6 separate regions of the Homo sapiens genome follow, and all the other regions are linked to region 4. A link is a contact called in ENCODE Hi-C or POLR2A ChIA-PET data. All regions are on one chromosome and are shown on one strand. Each heading gives the region's core, a stretch centred on a gene start or an enhancer-like site at or near the end of the contact. The rest is flanking DNA. Distances are from core to core; before and after follow the strand shown. Region 1 holds the start of GSG1 (germ cell associated 1). Region 2 holds the start of GPR19 (G protein-coupled receptor 19). Region 3 holds the start of LRP6 (LDL receptor related protein 6). Region 4 holds the start of GABARAPL1 (GABA type A receptor associated protein like 1). Region 5 holds the start of FOXJ2 (forkhead box J2). Region 6 holds the start of LOH12CR2 (loss of heterozygosity on chromosome 12, region 2).

What was found. A loop is a pair of places that touch in the nucleus more often than their neighbours do. ChIA-PET counts read pairs that join two places held with the same protein, here RNA polymerase II (POLR2A). Pooled maps may share reads with other maps.
Region 1: a map of CD4-positive, alpha-beta memory T cell shows a loop between it and region 4 (11-fold over the local background). The contact joins the promoter of GSG1 here to the promoter of GABARAPL1 in region 4. A Hi-C loop is called at or near these places in 2 of 168 maps with a recorded cell type or tissue (CD4-positive, alpha-beta memory T cell and ascending aorta) and 10 of 50 pooled maps.
Region 2: a loop to region 4 is called in a pooled map, with 11 times the contacts of the local background. The contact joins the promoter of GPR19 here to the promoter of GABARAPL1 in region 4. A Hi-C loop is called at or near these places in 1 of 168 maps with a recorded cell type or tissue (CD8-positive, alpha-beta T cell) and 4 of 50 pooled maps. POLR2A ChIA-PET finds 5 or more read pairs at or near these places in 1 of 52 experiments (activated CD8-positive, alpha-beta memory T cell).
Region 3: a loop to region 4 is called in a map of naive thymus-derived CD4-positive, alpha-beta T cell, with 16 times the contacts of the local background. The contact joins the promoter of LRP6 here to the promoter of GABARAPL1 in region 4. A Hi-C loop is called at or near these places in 2 of 168 maps with a recorded cell type or tissue (chondrocyte and naive thymus-derived CD4-positive, alpha-beta T cell) and 7 of 50 pooled maps. POLR2A ChIA-PET finds 5 or more read pairs at or near these places in 1 of 52 experiments (OCI-LY7).
Region 5: a map of sigmoid colon shows a loop between it and region 4 (10-fold over the local background). The contact joins the promoter of FOXJ2 here to the promoter of GABARAPL1 in region 4. A Hi-C loop is called at or near these places in 2 of 168 maps with a recorded cell type or tissue (gastrocnemius medialis and sigmoid colon) and 14 of 50 pooled maps.
Region 6: a map of tibial artery shows a loop between it and region 4 (9-fold over the local background). The contact joins the promoter of LOH12CR2 here to the promoter of GABARAPL1 in region 4. A Hi-C loop is called at or near these places in 2 of 168 maps with a recorded cell type or tissue (naive thymus-derived CD4-positive, alpha-beta T cell and tibial artery) and 14 of 50 pooled maps. POLR2A ChIA-PET finds 5 or more read pairs at or near these places in 1 of 52 experiments (activated naive CD8-positive, alpha-beta T cell).

Annotation. Positions count from the first base shown.
Region 1 is chr12:13,102,361-13,105,391 of GRCh38, reverse strand. GSG1 (germ cell associated 1) reads left to right here and starts at 1,725. Exons shown (of 7, transcript NM_001080555.4): 1 at 1,725-1,927. The coding sequence starts at 1,880. LOC105369666 (a long non-coding RNA gene) reads right to left here. Exons shown (of 2, transcript XR_931369.3): 2 at 2,946-3,031.
Region 2 is chr12:12,694,005-12,697,432 of GRCh38, reverse strand. GPR19 (G protein-coupled receptor 19) reads left to right here and starts at 1,250. Exons shown (of 4, transcript NM_006143.3): 1 at 1,250-1,368; 2 at 1,922-1,974. RefSeq lists enhancers at 1,083-1,162, 1,343-1,502.
Region 3 is chr12:12,264,999-12,268,416 of GRCh38, reverse strand. It overlaps LRP6 (LDL receptor related protein 6), which reads left to right and starts at 1,373. Exons shown (of 23, transcript NM_002336.3): 1 at 1,373-1,736. The coding sequence starts at 1,682. RefSeq lists enhancers at 1,143-1,192, 730-1,366 and a silencer at 1,373-1,682.
Region 4 is chr12:10,211,238-10,214,712 of GRCh38, reverse strand. It overlaps GABARAPL1 (GABA type A receptor associated protein like 1), which reads right to left and starts at 1,836. Exons shown (of 4, transcript NM_031412.4): 1 at 1,494-1,836. The coding sequence starts at 1,583. GABARAPL1-AS1 (GABARAPL1 antisense RNA 1) reads left to right here. Exons shown (of 3, transcript NR_170310.1): 1 at 1-71; 2 at 344-659; 3 at 751-1,064. RefSeq lists a silencer at 1,704-1,963 and an enhancer at 2,057-2,599.
Region 5 is chr12:8,031,428-8,034,578 of GRCh38, reverse strand. It overlaps FOXJ2 (forkhead box J2), which reads right to left and starts at 1,863. Exons shown (of 11, transcript NM_018416.3): 1 at 746-1,863. RefSeq lists silencers at 1,769-2,008, 2,029-2,178.
Region 6 is chr12:12,355,748-12,358,763 of GRCh38, reverse strand. It overlaps LOH12CR2 (loss of heterozygosity on chromosome 12, region 2), which reads left to right and starts at 1,697. Exons shown (of 2, transcript NR_024061.1): 1 at 1,697-1,836; 2 at 1,959-3,016. BORCS5 (BLOC-1 related complex subunit 5) reads right to left here and starts at 1,686. Exons shown (of 4, transcript NM_058169.6): 1 at 1,255-1,686. The coding sequence starts at 1,312. RefSeq lists enhancers at 257-336, 1,223-1,901 and a silencer at 1,277-1,356.

The DNA.
Region 1 (3,031 bases), core at 476-2,975, 2.9 Mb before region 4:
TTAAAAAAATCATCTGTGCCCCAGTGATTACAGATATCACCTTTGTCCTATACTGGAAGTCTATACATAGCTGTGTTTATCTCTAGACTTTCTGTTCTCTTCCATTGGCCTGTTTGTCTAGTCATGCACCAGTACCACATTGTTTTTTTTTGGTTTTTTTGTTTTTTTTAATATACTTTAAGTTCTAGCGTACATGTGCACAACGTGCGGGTTTGTTACATATGTATACATGTGCCATGTTGTTTTAATCATAGAGGCTTTGTAGTATGCTTTATATCAATTAGGGCTAGCACCACCTCAGAGCTCTTCCTTTTCAGGGTTTTCCTAGCTAGTCTTGTGTATTTTTTTCCCATATAAACTTTAATATCAACTTGTGTTGGTCTTTTAAAATACTCATGGTTATTTGTATTAAATTTATAAATTAACTTATAACGGACATCTTGATCAATTTAAGATGTGCCAAAAATAAGGCATGTTGTTCCATTGGGGAAGTTATTGGCACTTCGAGATCCGATGTTCTCTCTTAGATACTTCCTTAGGTAGTTTAGGTCATTAAATAAAATAATAAATATTTCTTGAGCAGCTACTATGCCCTTGGCACTATATTAAGCACGATAGAAGTAAAAAACCAGATTCTGTCCTCAAGCAGCTTAGAATTTCACGAGAGAAACAGACTAACACACCAAAAGCAAAGCAGGCATGCTGTATGAGCAAAGAGGAAATGGGGAGTAAGGAGGGCTAGAGCCACAAGGTAGTGAGACTGGAATCATGTGCCCTGAGGTTGTGTAAGATTTAGGCAGGGCAGCAAGGAGAAGGAAGGGATCCCAGTGAGGGGAACCCTGGCAAAAGCTCAGAGGAGGACTGAGTGTGACAGGTTTCACAGGGCAGAGGGCCCCATCCAGACTGTTAGCTGGAATCCTGGATGAGGCCCTCTTCCAGTCTCCGAGAGTTATGCCTCCATATTAACAGTCCCCAAACACTAATTATGTATTCATTAAAATGATGTTAGTGAATGTTTGCTGGGTTTCCAGATACTAGCCCTTTAGAATGGTAATTTCTGTACATTGTTACCTTTTCAGGGAATGGCCTTGAGTTGTGCCATCCAATACAGTAGCTACTTGCCATGTGTGGCTGTGGAGCCCTTATGATATGGATAGTGCAACTGAGCAACTGAATTTCTAATTTTATGTAATTTGAATTCACTAAATTTTAATTTTAAAATGAAAGTAGTATAAAATATTTTTCATTAAACCCAACTTTATTGTGTGGGGAGGGCTACATTTTAAACATAGTATTGTATAACATATGATTGCTGTATCACAGTATGTGTGTCCAATTTACTTTTTTTAATGTGGCTACCAGAAAATTTTAAATGACATATGCTGCCCACATTGCATTTTGCTTTGACAGCACTGGTCTAGAGTCTCACAACTCAGTGTGGTCTGGCTGGACTCACGTGAGAGCCATCCCAGACTCTGCACTTGACTAAGTCAGGATCTGCACTTGACTAAGTTCCCCAGGTGAATCTTATGCACAATAAGATAAGCACTGATCTGGACGACCTCAGAAGACATCCAGCCACTGGTAGGTACCCAGCATGACCCCCCCCAATCCTTATGGGAGGAGGCTGAGGGAGCAACAGGGAGACCCCTGACTGCCGTTGTGACATCACAGAATAAACCCCACGGGTCACCCAACCCCGCCCTGGCTGGTGTCTGGCCCTCAGGACATCCTCTCCAATCCACCACACACCACCTTACCCCTCTGCTGGCAAGAGGGGACCTGATTCATCCTCACGCTAAACACTCATTCTACCCAACTGATTGAGACAGAACAGAAGATAAACTGAAACTTCTCTGCCTTCCCGCTGCAAGAGTGAATGAGCGATCCCTCTCAACTGACTCAAAATGTTTGCCTCACCCAGGAGGTAGGTACAGTGATTTTGAAATCTCATGAACATCTCATACACATATCTTTACTGCTGGATTTGTAACACAGGTTACACTAACTCATCAATTTCATGTATTTCACATGGTCACAGTAAAGAGCTTGGAAATGCACTATAGGGTTCTACAAAATGGAATGAAAATGTGTCACTCAGCCCAGTTTTCATAGATAAAACTGGTATGTCCATACCTTGGCCTATTACCTTTTCATCTTCCTTCATTAAAACTTCCATTTCTTCTTCCCTTGTCTCATCATCTTCCTTCTCCTTTCTGTTCCCAGGGCTCCCTATGCCTCTCCTTTTTTCCTTTCATCTGCATTATTCCCGTTGCCAAAATCTGGAGCCTGGTAAAGGCCCAGTAGCGGTGGCAACAATAGAGCTGTGTGTCACCCCAGTGAGCTGAAAGAGCAGACATCAAGCTCTATGCCAGAGAACAGTGGGGCATCCCCAAGGTCCTGCTGGAAGGCAGCTCTGATCTGGAACTGGGAAGGACAACACACAGTCAAGCTCTTTCTCGTCTCAGAGAATCCAGCAGAATCTTCAGGGATCCTTCCAGACCAGGAAGACTCTCACACTCTGCAGAGAAGTTGCGGCTTGTTTAGCATTTGACCTACATTCAGAAACGACCAGCCTCCCAACTTTCAGCTCTAAGGATTACTTAAAAAAACAAATGGTGTTCATTCTCAGATATCTTGCCTTTCTCAGGAGAGAAAAATGAAGCTTGCAATTAGCCAGCAAACTAGCACATACACAAACACACACACACGTACATACACTCCAACACAGGGAGCAATGTGGTATGTTGTTGACCAGCTGGAAGTTAGGATCTCAAAGGAAAGAACAGGATAACTTAAGAGGCACTTCTGGGACTGCAGAGCTGAGCTGGTGGTTCTGAAGAGCCATCGGAGTGTGGGTTCAGGCAGCTTCCCTAATTCAGAAGCAGCCCCAAGTGAATAGATGACAAAGAAGTGGATGTGAACATGACAGAAAAAGCCAGTCATGGCTTAGAATAAATTTTATTATTGTTCTTTATCAGTGGTTTTCCAGGAGAGACACAGAGGGAATATGGGAGCGTCTGGTTGCTAA
Region 2 (3,428 bases), core at 1-2,500, 2.5 Mb before region 4:
TAGAAATCCTTCCATAAAAATACTTTTTAAAAAGTCACTTTGCCTGCCTTTTTTTTTGTTTTCAAACGAATCCAGTCATATCTGTAAAACAAGTTTCCATCAGATCTCATTTTATAAGCAACATCCTCTTCTAAGCCACCTGAAACTGACTTTGAAGAGCTCTTCAAACCATTTCAAAAATTTGTTTGTTGGCTTGTGCTTTCTTGGGTTAATGCTTCTAGAGTCGTCTCCAAGTTTCAAATTTTGCATGGCTGCTTTTTTTTTTTTTTTTTTTTTTTTACTTCGCTTCAAGAGTCAGTCTTAAATCATGTAGGTTTTGCTTGAGGTTTGCTCGAGCAAGAGGACCTTAGGTTTGGTCTTATTTGCATTTTTACCATAACTAGGCCTACATTCTAAATAAGTAACTAAATGCCACCTATGAGTTTCATTAACTGTGGCTGCTTGCCACTTTTTAGTTCTGGTTAGGGTGGTGCTATTGTTTTCCTCAGGTTCATTAGAAACATCTTCCGTGACAGCTCTGACGCGGCACCGATTTCTGAGTGTCCAGTGTTTTCCCTACCATTATTTTCTTTGGTCTGAAGTTGACACTTAAACTGTCCAGTTTTAAACCTCCGATCCGTGTTCCCAAATGAAAACATGACTTTCATTACGAATTACACGTCAAGGGAGCAAACCAAGGCGCTCGGGGCGGCGAGAACCGCGACACAGCGCTTCGCCTGGACTGGTAAACAAACCGCCGCGCAGGCGCAATGGCAACAGGACGGTAACCTGGGTAGCCGCCAATGGGCTTTTTCGTAGAGTGAAAAGCGGAAAAGCCAAACAAAACGCTGGTTCCAAGGTGATAAACTGGCTGACTTCCTCTATTTTTACTTTTTTAAAAAATTTTGTTTCTGAAGAAGTAGTTGTGCGGCCTTCTGGGCCTCGCAGAGATCTTCTTCGTGGAATTCCTCGGCCCCAGAGAAATGCCGCTAGCCTGTCGGCTAGTTATATTAGCCTAATTTTTTGTCTTGATCTTTTTCATTTGACTGCAGCACTAATCCTAATCCACTGGGGCAGCAAAAAAAAAAAAAAAAAAAAAAAAAAAAAAAAAAAAGGGCGGGTGGGATCTCAACGCCACGGAAAACCTTCATACTAGCCGGCCATCACCAAACCACGCGAGATCTGCCTGAGGAGAAGCGCCACCCCGGGAGTGCACGTTTGCGCATGCGTCTGGCTCATCATTTTTAGCGCGCAAAAGTTTCAAAACTTTCCGCCTAGTGAGAGGCGGTCCGATTTGGCCCTTGGGGAGTGTCCGTCGCGTTGATCTGATGGATTCACGTACACAACACCACATTCTATGAGATTTTGCAGGCAAAAGTCCACAAGCTCGTATGGTCATCCCTTCTTTCCGTTTTTATATTGGCCGTGAACTCTGTGAGGGGAGGTTTCAGCGACTGAAGTAGTAAAGGAGTGGGAGCGGGAGAGCCGATTAATGAGGTTGTAGAATAAGAGAGAAATCTGAAGGGACAAAGGAGTTTTATTTATTTTTTGGCTGGTGACCAAGAGGATGTGAGTGTGAGCTAAGGTAATACAGTGGGAAGGAGAAGATGGGAAGATTTGAGAGATAAATGAAGGCAGTAGCTCTGTAGCCTACCTGGGAGGCCAGACTAGAAAGAAGTTGACAGTAGAGGACATTTTTCTTAAAAGAGTGTGAACTTATGCATGTTTGTAAACAGGCAGAAATGGCATGCATTTAGTACATGGTGTATATAAGGTGGAAATCGGGACGCCCCTAATGGAATGGAATGAGGAAGATTCTAAAAGCCACAGTCCTGAACACAGGCCGAGGTGGAATTGCGAAGAACAGTCGCGGTAACAGAAGTCAGGAATTTGGGAACTGTCTCGAGGGATCTGACCAATCTGACCTCTTTTTGTCTCTCAGGATATATGGGACACCTGCACCGGCATTGGATTTGGCCCCGCAACATCTTAAAGGTACCACCCAACACCTGAAGTGTCTGCCTCCTTCCGATGGAGCCTCCTGGCCCCTCCCACCTCTCACCAGCTTTACCCTTTAGCCAGAATGAAATGTGGATTTCATGGAATGAAATGGTGGCATTTAGCTACCACATTACTCAGATGTGTCACTGACACCTTACAGAAGTACATACTTCTAGCCTCTAGCCTCCCAGTTCACTAGATATTAGAGTCCATCTTGATATCGGCAGCAATTCTATGCCACTTAGCTACTATAATTTGATTCTTTGTATACTATCTGGAGTACAAGGCAGAAGAATGCTGATGGAATACGTAATTTTACTCCAACAAAGGAATGGCTGATAGGTAAAGAGTATCACTTCATCTGTAAGAAAAACTAAATATGGAAAGCCACAGGATTGAAGCTAGCAGTGATGGAGAAGGATCCCAGTGTGAATATATAGAATGGAAGTACTTCAGTAAAGAGCCAGGCATGGTAATCACTTACCAAGAAAGTGACTTCATTTCATTTTGGCAGCCTAAAGTATATCCTGGCAGCTGCGCTGTATGTGTGAAGTGCATAGGAAAATGCTGCAGGAAAAATCCATGGAGGCAATGGAATAGGATTTCAGGGTTGAAGCCTGGGTGTCTTGTTTTAGGGAGTGGGATCATCCAGCTCTGAGAGGCATGACATCTCGATATGATGTCATATAAAGTGTGTACAATTGGGAATCAGACCTGGGCTTTGACTTTAGGGTCTGCCAGTCACTCTGTGTGTCCTGTCTGAATCTCAGTTTCTCAATTTATAAAATAAGGATAATAGTGCCTGTGCCATAGGATTATTGTAATGACAAAATGAGGTAGCATAGAACTTAGTGTAAAGTACATGCCACCTATCAGTTGAATTGTGGATGCTCTGTGCATCGTAGGTCCGTCTGTATTTAGGGAGCTTTAAGACAGGTACTCTACCGGGTCAGGCGCGGTAGCTCACGCCTGTAATCTCAGCACTTTGGGAGGCTGAGGCGGTCGGATCACAACGTCAGGAGATCGAGACCATCCTGGCAAATACGGTGAAACCCCGTCTCTACTAAAAAAAAAAAAATACAAAAAATTAGCCGGGCGTGGTGGTGGGCACCTGTAGACCCAGCTACTCCAGAGGCTGAGGCAGGAGAATGGCGTGAACCCGGGAGGCAGAGCTTGCAGTGAACCGAGATCACGCCACTGCACTCCAGCCTGGGCGACAGAGCGAGACTCCGTCTCAAAAAAAAAAAAAAAAAAAAAAAAAAAAGACAGGTACTCTACCATGCCCACACATTAGAATCACCTTGGGAGCTTAAAAAAATCCTAATGCCCTGGCTTTTCTCTATACCAATTAAATCAGAATCTCTGCGAGTGGAGCCCAGACATCAGTACTTTCTTAAAACCCTCCATTTTGCAACAAAGGTTGAGAGCCACTGCTTTAAGAGTTCCCT
Region 3 (3,418 bases), core at 124-2,623, 2.1 Mb before region 4:
CATTTAAATAAACGGTGACTAGACCTCAGGTGAATTTGGGAGAAAGTGATTTGGCTGTTTCTGCTGTCCATCTACTTACAAACCTGCAGCACCTTTGGTTCAGCGCGCATTTCTTGGAAGGAGCGGAGTGGCTTAAGTCAGAGACCTGGATTGGGCTGAGGTACTGCTATTCATTACTTGAGTGGCCCTGGGTAAGTCATTAACCTCTCAGGTTCTCATTTTGCTCCTCTGTGCAATAAAGAATAAGTAACAAAACCTGCCTTTCCCCAGGGTAGTTTTGAGTGTCAAATATGATAACTTGTGTTCAAGCACTAGTGAACTCCAATGTCACTGAGGTACTTGTTAACATTGTGGTAGCAGCTCCACTTTCTTGCCCATCTGCCTCCAGGTAAGGGCGTGTGACAGCTGGGCAGGATGCATCTGATGGCTCCATTAGGGTTAACTGTTGGAGCGCCTCTGCCCAGACGAAAGCCTGGCAGGTGATTTCAGGGGGCGTCTGGGCCATTACTCCTGAATGCCCAATGCACTGGGAGTAGCAGAGGCTGTGCACAGTCTGAGATTCTAGGGAATCTTTTCCTTCTCAAGCTGAGAATTGATAATCGAAGCATGCCAAACATTCGTTATTATATGCAACTTGTAAAATCCTAAATAGTCTTGTCCAATTGTCCCTTTGCTCTTAGGTTTTGAGGCATTTATCTTGGAATTTTATCTGCCAGTTTAGAAATCTTTAGCTGGTCGGGCTTAATTCTGGGGGCAGTTTGTATTTCTGGGAAGGCGGGAGAAAAATGACAATCTCAGTTTTGAATTGGCGTTTTAATATCGTTCACCAGATCCACGCTGAAAGCCGGTGTAAACAGCGTTCAAAAATTCCGCCCTCCCAAAAAAAGGATGCTGAAACCGATTTCCAACCCCGAAGACGGAGCTCATCACCCCGCAACGGGATCCGCCGTGGCTCCCCGCGCGTGCACCGCGGCTGGGCAGTCTCAGGTGGCTGGGGGCGCGAGACCGGAGCCCCACCTGGCCCTGCCGGCGGCGGCCGCACAAAGAGCGGGGCAGACGGCTGCCCGGCCGAGCCGCAGAAAGTAGTCCCGACCACGCCGGCTCCAATGTTGTTCAACGCCGCCTCACGCCCTCCGCGGGGAGGGCCGAAGCGGCCGGTCCGGGAAAGAATCCCGCTGGAATGCGCCACCGGGAGGAGGCTTTCCCTCCCAGTTCGCCTCTGCTAGCCCAGAACCTCTCCCAGGGTCTCAGGCAGAGGCTGTGCGTGCGGTTGCCGACTCCCTTCCCTGGCCGTACAGGAGGCAGTACCGGGAGAAGGGGCTCGTTGCGCGCAGGGACACGGTCGCGGCGACCCTAGGAGGCGGTGCCGACCGTATCCCTGCGCCGCTGCGCGAGGCAGAGGCTGAATGAGGAGCTGCGCGGGGGAAGCGGGGCGCCGGGGGAGGAGGCGGCGGGATGGAAGCAGACGCTGGCGTCGCGCGAGCCCGGGGCCGAGCGGCGCGGTAGAGAGGGCGGCGGCGGCGCGCGCGGAACCTTGACGTGCCCCTTTCTTTCTTCTCTCGCTGGGAAGCTGGGAAGTATGAGCGTGCAGCCCTGCCGCTGCGGCGGCCGCCCCGGCTCCTCGCCTCCCCCACTTCTGGCCACCCCTCGCCGGTGAGAGAAGAGAACGCGAGAAGGGAAGATGGGGGCCGTCCTGAGGAGCCTCCTGGCCTGCAGCTTCTGTGTGCTCCTGAGAGGTGGGAAGAGTGGGGGCACTGGAAAGTTGGTGGGGTTCGGGGGGAGGTGGCCTTGTTGTATGTGTCTAGGGGGAGGGGAGGGACGGAGGAAGGGAGAAGGGGAGAGGAGCGGGGAGAGGCCTGGTCGTGGGGAGGGGGAGAGAAAGGGGCCCGGGAGCAGGGGCTGCGTGCACCGCCCGGCCACAATGCGGACCTGGCCTGGCTTCCCAGACCTTCCCCGGACACATCGGAGCTTCGATCCCGGCTGCTGGTCTTAGGGAACCCTTGGCACCCCATGCTGTCGGGATGACTGAGTGTCTGTGTGCCTCTCTCTGCCTGGGGTCTTCCAGGGAAAAGGGTCTTTGTACGTATTTTGGCTTTTAAAATGTTTGAGTCCGAGATGCTTTAAGGTTGGCCTTATCCATCGAAGCCCCGCCACCCACTCCCCACCCCGTTTCGGTGTTTCTTAGGTGAACTTTTAAAGCCCTCTTGCTATTTTTTCCAGGCCTTGTTACAGGTAATGATTGGCTTCCGTTTGGGATATAATGACCCTGGGTGAGAGCGCAGTTGGAAAGTGACTCCGGGGTTATAGGTCGAGCGTTTCAGCATTGGGAGCCTTCTGAGCTTCAGCCCATAATAAAATAAAACATTGCCCTTGTAACCTCTGGTATTCACGGCTTGCCCCTATTTTCGGAGTATGCAAGTGTACAGTTGGCACTAAGTAGGGAAATTCATCCTCGTGTGAAGAGGAGCCGGTCCTGGGACCAAAATGATAATTTGCTCTGCACCCCTGGGGACTGCTTGGCACTTTGGTAAATTGCATAGGCTGTTCGAGATAATTTGCTCTGGGAATCGCTTGAATTCGATGGCACTATGATGTTTTGAATTGGACTGCAAAGCTGACACATGCTCTGTGACTTTTGTGACAGTTCACAAAGATTTTTGACTGGCCCGTCGGCAGCTCTTCTCAAACTATTTAGTGTTGAACTTGAGATGGCTGTGATGGCTGTGGAGCATTTACCAGCAGAGGAATTTAAGTACTGCTCGATACGGTGGCTTGTAGTTTTGGTTTGGTAAAGTTCTTACTGGCGTTCATAGTAAGTTCTTTTCAGGCATGTGACCGCTGGTCGCTGGAGATTTTTAGGTGTTAACAAGCTAAACTTTTGTTAAGTTCTCCAAACTAATTTAAGTTTACAGAACACTAATAGTAACTAATAGTCTGTGACAGGTGTATATTTTTGCGTGTACTGTGTATATGTATTTCGGATGAGAATGATTGAGTTTTTTTTTGGAGGAGGAGAAATACTTTCTTCAGTTACTCTGTAGTAATGCAGCATTGTGTTTGCATGTTATATTACTTGATACTCTAAGCATATTACAAAGTTTTCCCACATGTAAACCCCGGAAAGGTAGTGTTCATTAGATTTTTGTGGCAGAAATTTTAATGAAGTGTTACGTACTGGAGAGGTTTCATAAGTATATACTTATTTTATTATTGGCATACTCTATTGAAAGGGGTTTTGCTGTAGCTGTTAGAAACAACTATATTTGACATAAGAATATGTATGTATTTTAAGACATAAGGTTAATAGGGCTGACAAATATGAGAACCAGCTGATTGGTTAGAGTCGTGGGAAAACTTATAACTTGGGATGTTTCTGGTTGTCTAGTTGTATTTCTTGGAGGAGAAGCGTGTGATGTAA
Region 4 (3,475 bases), core at 587-3,086:
CCTTTAGGAAGTTACTGCATTTCTTTGTGCTTTGAATACTCCATCTGTAGAACGGGTAATCGTGTAAGGAAGTAAGTCAATGATTACAGACTGAGTACTTATAATACCGCTAGGGTAAACTATCAATAAAACTTGATTGTATTTTTTAAATATCATTGCTCAAAAGATTGGTATCACCAGAACTGGGCAAAATTTTCAGGTATCCAAGGTCCAGAAACCAGGAAAGTAATTTGTAAAGGATCCTTTCCCGAGTAAGGGATTAGCTCACCCCTCTATAAGCTGAAAACCTTTTTGTAATTCCTGGGGAATGAAGAGCCCTAATGACTTTTTTTTCTTTTTAAAGGAAAAGGGTTACAAGAGGTTTCTACTGCTGGGCTAAGGCCCTGGTGGCTTCTGGTAGCTATAAAACCACGAACGTTAGGTAAGGATTAGAGAAGAAACCCAGAGTGGCTGTGAGTCAAGAAAAGACATCAGATAACAGCAATTATTTTACCATTATGTGACACGTAATACTAATGTTCCTACCTGAAGATAAAGAGCACAATTTTAAAATCTCCGCTCCTCCATTTCCAAAATCCAACAGCTGCTGGTCCCCCTACCACTTAAGCCATATTCTGCCCTCCAATTCGGCTGCGCAGCCTGCATTAGAGAAACACCAGGCAAGTGGGCGGGGGAGGGGGTAATGGGGAAAACGCCCGGATGCTGAAAGATACCTAATACTTTTCTGTTCCTACTCACTGCCTGCGGTAGTTTTAACTACTTAAGCCGGTGTCCAAAACGGAGAAAAAACGTCTCAGTCCTGCCTTATCGCGACCAGGTACCAGGTGATCAGAAATCAACACGAGGAGGCTGGCTGTCCCCACACAAGCCCCGGAGCCTAGAACGATGAGGCAAGAGGGCTGTTGGGCAGAGAACGTGACCTTGTTTTCCAGGCCAGGACTGTCTTGTGCTCCCCTAACCCCCTGTAATGCAAGAAAATTACTGAATAGCTTCTGAACCTTTTCGTCCCAAGACCAATGATATGAGAGCCAAAGTCAACTTCATTAAAGGAGAACCAGCCAAGGCAGAAATCGACTGGGTTTGCGCAAACCTCACCGCACAGCACAATGTCCCTGCGTTCTTAAAGGCAGCCAATCCATGGCCCCGATCTAACCAGTCTCGCCCACAGGGGCCCTATTTTGTGCACCGCAACCCACACACGGTCTCAGCTGCTGAGACCGTGTGTGGGTTGCTGAGTCACTGAAGACGGCGGCTCGGCCCCCAAAACGCCGTCAGCCCTGAAGTGGGGTTCGGGGCCCAGGCATACGGGGTTTTAAAAGCTCTACAGTCTGGACGTCCATTGGCTCTGGCACTGAAGGGCGTTCAGGATTAAGTAATTCTCGGAACCTCCCTTCTCCAGAGCCGCCTGGGCGCCCCAGGGAAGCCATCTCGACTACCCGCCCCCGCCCCCGCGGGCCCTTCCCCTCCCATCCCCTCCGCTCCTCTACACTCACGGGGACCCTGTCCGGATATTTCTTCCGGATCTTTTCTCCTTCCTTTTTCCGATACTCAAAGGGATGGTCCTCCTTGTACTGGAACTTCATGATGCACCGCAGGGCTTCCGAGATCCCCGCGCGGGGCCTGCCTCCTTCGCCGCTGACCCTGTCCCGCTCCCTCAGCCGACGTCAAGGTGTGCTCAGAATAGCTGCAGAAACGTCCGCTCCGGGGGCAACAGCGCTGGGCCGAGTGTGCAGGGGGGGTTCGGGGCGGGGATCTCGGGTGAGCCTGCCTGGAGGTAGAGGAGAGCCAGATGGAGAAATACCGGCGGCTTTTCGCTAGAGCTGGGAGCACAAAAACAGCTGGGTGGCGCGTCGGGCTGTGACGTCACCCCGCGAGCCCCGCCCCGCCCCCCATGCGCCAGGCGCCCAGGGCAGGGGGTGGCCGAGCGCTCTGTCTCACTGCGTTTCCTTTCTGGCTAACCTTTTTCACAATCGATGTCACTGCAAACATCAAAACATTCGAGTTATGTTTTATTTTGTGACTGTGAAATTAAAGATGGTTTTAAGACAAAAAAAAGATTTAAACATGTTTTATTCCCCCTCCACTGTTTTTCTTGGTTGGGCCCCAAAACAAATACAAAAGGCGAAAATCCAGCCTTTTCCTGCTGGTTGGGATCCAGCCTCAGGAGAAAAGAGGGCCAGGCCTCCTGGGATCCCTTTGGCCAATGCAGAGCTGTCCCGTGCTTGCACCGTGCCCTCTGCGCGTTCCGCTGCCCCTCCCGCGGCCCTCCTCCCGCGCTGGCGTCACAGTGTTTGGGCGGTGCCGCAGTTCGCTCCTGAACAGCAACATAAACAGAGCGTGACTCAGGAATCTGAAGAGAGGAGTCAGATGAAGGACACGGAGTGTAATCAAAGTCTAAAGGAGACATGATGTCAGTAAGGACTACCGAGGGCTTCACGTACAATCAAATATAGAAATGATTCACTTTCTAGCCGGGCGCGGTGGCTCACGCCTGTAATCCCAGGAGGCCGAGGCGGGCGGATCACCTGAGGTCAGGAGTTCGAGACCAGCCTGACCAACATGGAGAAACCCTGTCTCTACTAAAAATACAAAATTAGCTGGGCGTGGTGGCGCATGGCTGTAATCCCAGCTACTCTGGAGGCTGAGGCAGGAGAACCGCTCTAACCCGGGAGGCGGAGGTTGCGGCGAGCGGAGATCACGGCGTCGCACTCCAGCCTGGGCAACAAGAGCGAAACACCGTCTTACAGAAAAAGAAAGGAAGGGAGGGAGGGAGGGATTCACTTTCTGCCATAAACTCAGAAAGGGGGCTCGTCTTCTGGAAAAGAGAGTATCAAGCAATTTAGGTGATGACCTCAGTTGTTCCCCCACATCTTATTTAGTTCCAGTGGTTAGGTATCCCTCACGTGACTAGAAAGCGCTGCCTGGAATGCTAGTAGAAGATTGGGCATTAGGGCAGGTGAGGCGAAGCCTCGTTCTGGATTTCCCCACCTAGAGTCAAAGAAGAAAGACCTTCCAACCAGTACTGTAGGGCAGCGACAGGGAGGACTGTGGAGTTTGCAAAGAAAAAGAACAGTGAAAAGGGGCTGCGTTGCCCATACAAGTCGGGTGAGTTCTGATAAATATTAGATAACAGCAGCCCCGTGGCCTATCTTCTTCAGTCGGGGTCTCAGTGTCTCTAATTTTAAAAACACCCACAGGGGGCCAGGCGCGGTGGCTCACGTCTGTTCTCCCAGCACTTTGGGAGGCCCAGGCCGAGGATCGCTTGAGCTCAGGAGTTCAAGACCAGCCTGGGTAACATGGCAAAACCCTGTCTCTACAGAAAAAACAAAAATTAACAAGGCATGGTGGCGCGCTCCTACAGTCTCAGCTACTGTGGAGGCTAAGGCAGGAGAATCGCTTGAATCCGGGAGGCAGTGGCTGCAGTGAGCTGAGATCGCCCACTGTACTCCAGCCTGGGAGAGAGAGCAAGACTCTG
Region 5 (3,151 bases), core at 614-3,113, 2.2 Mb after region 4:
AGTCGAGAAGGGGACTGGGGCAGTGGTTCAGGGCCAGCATCAAGGAAGCACTTTAACCCGGGAGTTGGCATTCCCCTGCACACTTTCTTCTCGCCTCAGAACATGTGGGATTCCCATTTTCCCTTTGGATTTTATGGGCAGAGGCATACATCCAGCTAGGAATGGAAATGTCAGGAGAGGAGGCCTCTTGGTATCTGAGATAGGATGAGCAGGAACAGATTGCTTTTCTTGTCAAGGGAGCTATAATTGCAGTAAGCTGGAGGGAACACCTCTGGTGAACACTAAGCTGACCTCGGCATGCCCTGGGCAAGGCCAGGACCCCAGATGCCACCGTGATTTTCATGACAGCCCACTCTCCAGGGGAAAAGGCCCAAGGGTGAAGGGTGGTATGGGAATCTTACCACTGGTTGGGTTGTGTAAATCACTGCTACACAGTATGCATGTTCTCAAAATGCAGCTGTTTTCCGATAACCCTTTTCCTCAGCATGAAAACATCCACTTCCCTAAGGGACCTAAAATGAATCCCATCCCTTTAGTCCCCAAACACTAAGAAACCCATTTCTCAGAGCTTCTGCAGCAAGATGTGGGTTCAAATCCAGGAGCTCCCTTGGATCACATTTCCCATTGGATTTTCTGAGTCATCACTCTGTCTTCCCCGGCAGTGAAACCCACGATCCACCAGCTCAACCCCCTACACCCACTAGTGCCAGACAATGACAGAGAGAAGATGAAAGAAAGCACTAACCTGTCTCCAAGGTTCCTCCGGCAAAGGGAGGGAACCACCTGGTACTGGAGTTTGGGGTTGGAGGGATTCCCCTCTTCAGAGGCAGGTGACGGCTCTCATCCTCAGTGGCTCTTCCTGGACGAGGCTGAGCCTCCCAAGTTGGTGAGGGGAACTGGGTCCCCTGAGGATGAGGAGTCAAGGTTGGAGGAGGGGGAGGGGGAGGAGAAGGAGGTCCTACTTGGGGAAGGTGGCACACCCCCCACACCCTGCTTGTTACCCGGGGGAGGAGGGGAGGAGCCTCTCCCAACCAGGAGTTGTCTCCTCCCCCTTGGGGGAGTTCCCCTCCCCCCCAAACTGGATCTTTCTGAGGTGGAGGGCTCTTTCTGTCTGCTGGAGATAGGAGCGGAGGGGCTCCACCCCGTTCCACTGTCTAGGCACGAGGAAGTTGAGGGGGAGGTCTTCCCCTCTCCAGAAGGCTGAAAGCCGATTCCTCTTCTTTCCCTGGAGTGGCTTCTGAACGTAAGGACTCCTGTCTCCTGTGAATAGTGGTGGGCCGAGGGTGCCTACTCCACAGGCACAGCCCCGTCTCTCTTTGCCTCCAAAGTCCTGAACTGTTGAGAGTGTGTGTTTGGAGGGGCGGGGGCGCGCTAGGGTGGTCTCACTCTGCTTCCCTACGGAAAGCTCCCTTCTTTCCACTTCTGGGGGTCTCCTCCCCGGCCAGTACAGGGGTCTTCCTCGCCTCTAGGCAGGAGAGAGGCGTCCCCTCCAGGGGTCTCTTCTTTCCCTCACCCGAGTGGTAAGGGTCTTTTCTCTCCAACAGGGGGAGAGGTTGCTCGCGTCCCCGCTCCCGCCTCCGCTCCCGGGGTGCCCCAGAGGGTGGGGCTTTCGTACTCCCGGCTGTCCCTGAGCTGGCCTGGGCAGCACGGTCCGGGAGGCCGCGGCTCGAGACTCCGGTCCCTGCTACTGTGGCGGCAGCACCTCCTCTAGGGCCGTCCTGTCGGGTCCGCTCCCTTCGGCGCGTGGGGCTCCCCGCGCTGCCACCGCTCGGGCTCCGACCAGTCTGGGCTCCCGGGGAGCCAGAAGGCGGGCAGACAGTGTCAGGGCTCGGCGCGGGCTCGGGCTCGGCTCGGCTCCGCTGCAGGCCCCGGCTCCTCCCCGGCCTCCGCGCCGCGCTCCGCGCCCCTCCCCCTCCCCCGCCCGCCGGCCGCTGCCGCCACCGCCTCCCGGCGCGGGTTAAGGAGGAGCCGGGAGACGCCGAGCCGCGGGCAGCGCCGAGCCGCGAGCCTCGCTACCCGGTGTGCGCTCCGCCTGGAGAGCCACGGCCGCTCTCACGCCGGCGAGGGATCTCGCCGCCCTCGCCCACCTGCGGCCGCGTGGCTCCGGGAGTTCGCCGTCTACCCGGGATGACAACTCACTGCTCCCCGTCGGGAGAGTCCCTAGTGCGCACCGTATACCGTCAATTCCAGCTGACACCCCAACTCCGGCGTTTCATTCTGTTAAACTCCGTATACAGATGAACAGCCCCAGCTTTCTCAGGACTGTCTTTGATGGGCTTCTCTTTCCCTCGAGATAATTTATAAAGGATCATGAGCATTGAGGTGAAGATTGGGGTGAAGTTTATATGTTACCCTTATATCATCCTGGAATTCAGTAAATGCTCCTTGAATGAGTGGATACATGATAAATGAGCGTGTAACGGTGAAATAAACATCAGAAGATCTGGGTCCTGTTCCTTGTTTCAGCTTCCTAAACTTGTGCATGGCCCTTGTTCTCCGCAATCTTGCTCAGCGAAGAAGGGACCTTGATACTTGGCCTGCTTACCCTTTACAGCTGTCACATCCTGAAGTCATATTATTCTGCTGCAAATTCTCATATATTTCATACTCTGGCTTTTTTTTTTTTTTTTTTTTTTTTTTTGAGGTGTTGTTTCACTTATTGCCCAGGCTGGAGTGCAATGGCACGATCTGGGCCCACTGCAACCTACGCCTCCCGGGTTCAAGCGATTCTTCTGTCTCAGCCTCCCCAGCAGCTGGGATGCCTCAGCCTCCGGAGCAGCTGGGATTACAGGCGCGCGCCACCACGCCCGGCTAATTTTTGTATTTTTAGTAGAGATGGGGTTTCACCAAGTTGGCCAGGCTGGTCTCGAACTCCTGACCTCGTGATCCACCTTCCTCGGCCTCCCAAAGTGCTGGGATTACAGGTGTGAGCCACCGCGCCCGGCCCATACTCAGGCTTTTTAAACTTTTATCAAACTACCCTACTTTCTTTCCTTTCTTTCTTTATCTTTTTCTTCTTTTTAAATAGAGGCAGGGTCTCAGTATGCTGCCGAGGCTGGTCTTTAATTCCTGGGTTTAAACTATTCTCCCTTTTTATGCCTCCAAAGTGCTGGGATTACAGGCAGGAAACACGGCCCGGCCTACTCTCTAC
Region 6 (3,016 bases), core at 448-2,947, 2.1 Mb before region 4:
GGGACTTCAAAACACTCTAGCTAACCTCTACTACTTTATCTGTAAAATGGGATTACTGCAAAAATTATATGTAAATGTATGTAAAGTACCGGGCACAGGGGAATAGGCAAATTCTAACATCGGAAATGCTCGAATGCTGTTGGTTCATGGGCAAGAAAACAAATTAAAAAGATGCCACACCGCTTCCCCCTAAAATATGTTTCTGCCCTGCCATAGAGGCAAGAATGTCAAAGGTGGCAATTATTATATTTCTTATAACAGATATGACACTCTGGCCCTTCCAAGGAAATAGAAAAACGTAGCAAAGCTAGTAGATGCTGCTCACCATTCAAAGCTGCCCCAATCCAGTCCCCAGAATGTAGGTCTGAACTAGTCTTGAAAGTCACACCTTAAAGTGAAACACCCTTAGATCTATTAGCTTGCCTATTTCTGAATTACAGCTCCTATCAAGAACAGAGAACTTCTAAAATCGGCGACTCTTTTTAGGCCCCAGATTTAACCAATTTGCGTTAGCAACCCCGGAGCTTAACCAAAGCACTCCCAGCTGTCCTAGCGTGTGGGTAACAAAAAAAGCAGCAAATGGTCCTCAATTAAACATCAGCTGCTTTATCTATTTATTGAACACTCACTGTATTGCAAACACAATAATCCTCCCATTCTTGTCTCAAACGCTTAGAGAAGTCTAAAAATCATGGACAGAGAACAACAATGGAAAACACCAGTGCCTGCTGTCTGGCCAACCTCTACAAGATTAGAAAACGGACCAAGACACCTTCTGAGAAGAAAAAGCTGTTTCTGGAGACCTTTGCACTAAAGGGTTCAAAGCAAGTGGACACCTATCACATATCCCTTCAGAAAAGGAACCTCTAACACCCGTTTTTAAGAAACAGACTGTTCTTAGAGGTCCTATAATCCATCCACTGTGTGAGCCAAATCTCACTACATCAGCCATGAGCACTAGAGCCAAAAATTAATTAGCTCGTCTTTTAAACAGGAGGCTGTAGCTGGGAGAAACGGCTGTTTTGAAAATAAATAAGGGCACTGGCGCCCACGCTGGCTTAGCTTGCAGTCACACGCACTTCCATCAGGGGAATCGAGGCCAGGACAGATGGTGACTTTTTTTTTTTCCTACTAGCACGGTGAAGGCTTTTTCTGTGCGTTCCCGTCCGCAGTCCCTGACCCTAGTCTGGGAGGCAGCCCGCTCTGCAAGGGGACAGGGCGGGCTGGAGGAGGGTGGGAGGTTAGGACACCGACCTGAGGAGTTCAGATCGTTGGGTCGGCTCTCGGCCTCGGAGCTCTGCTCACTGCCCATGGTGCCGACAGCGGTGGCAGCAGAAGAACGGCGGGCCGGGCGGTCACCGCTCCGGCGGCGGGCGACAGGGCAGGGGCCAGGGACCGGGACGGGGAGGCAAAGCAGAGTCTGGGCGCCGCAGCGAGGCTAATGTGTGGGGCTGACGCGTCCAGCCCACGCAGGGGCCTGGGCGGCGGGAGAAGGAGAGGCCCTATTTGGGGAACAGAAACGCAAGGAGGCGCGGCGCGAACGCACGCGGCTAGCCCTCCTTCTTTCCGGGAGCCCTAAGAGAACCGGCAGATGACACTGGCTTTGCCGCACCTGCGGCCGGCGGGCGGCGCCGCTTTCACTCACTGGTTCACGCTCCGCAAGCTCGCTCCTTCCGGGACGCAGATGGGCGGTGCCGGCTACGCAAGACCTTCAGTTCCGGATTAGGAGGCCCCGCCCCCCGGCCCGAGGGAGGGGCGGAGAGACCCGCTCCTGCGACTTAGGGCGATGCCACCTTAAAGGGCTTGACCTCCTCGAAGCCAGAACTGCGGAAGAGGGTAAGCCCTTTCCTGTTGTAAGGATGCGTCACCTTTAAAACACCACCCACACTATTAAGCTCTTCAATACCCACATGTGAGAACAACTTTACAAAATAGGTATTTTTAACCCTGTTTTACAGATGGAGAAAGAAACGCTAGATAGACCCAGGATTCGAACCCACAACAGCTTGGATGCAAAGCTCATTTTGAATTCTGAAGAGCTGGGAGTTTAGCAGTGGACGACCAAACAAAAAAATACCAGAAGACGGTGAAAGCAGCAGCTGGAAATGAGAGAAAAATTAAGAAATAGAAAATGCTGTTTCATGTATTAGGGAGTGCACATCTTTAAAGAGAAGTGAAGAACCTTTTTGGCTAGGCGCTTTCTGGGGACCTTGGCAGTTATCAACAAGTCACTCTGAAACTAACAGAAGGTGAGGAGGGAGTAATCCAGAAAGGAAACTGCCATTTTTGCTAGGGCAAGAAAGTAGACCTAGCAATGCAATGCCATCAAGGAGTTAGCTGGCTCTAGCGTTCTCCGAACTTTGCAACTCATTTTATATTACATTGTCTGCGTCAAGAAATTTCAAGTAAATGCCTTGAGATTTTATATGTATAAAATGTAGTCTCTGGCCAGGCGGGGTGGCTCACGCCTGTAATCCCAGCACTTTGGGAGGCTGAGGCGAGTAGATCACGATGTCAGGAGATCAAGACCATCCTGGCTAACATGGTGAAACCCCGTCTCTACTAAAAAATACAAAAAATTAGCCGGGCATGATGGTGGGCGCCTGTAGTCCCAGCTACTCGGGAGGCTGAGACAGGAGAATGGTGTGAACCCGGGAGGCAGAGCTTGCAGTGAGCCGAGATCGCGCCACTGCACTCCAGCCTGGGCGACAGAGCGAGACTCCGTCTCAAAAAAAAAAAAAAAAAAAAAAGTCTCAGAAGAAGTGTCAAGTTGACTAAATGATTTTTAAGTCCCTTCCACTCTACTATATCACAATAATTTCCCCTATTTTACCTTATTTAATTTTCACAACAACCCTGCAGCCTGTAAGTAGGTGACTCCTCCATGGTCAGCAGGTGGTCAGTGGTCGAACTATTTAGGACTATCTGATGCTCTTTCCTCTGCTCACCATTGCAATACAATGAGAAAAATGCAAATGAATCTAAGTACAGTGTTCTCTGGGAATATGAAGATAGA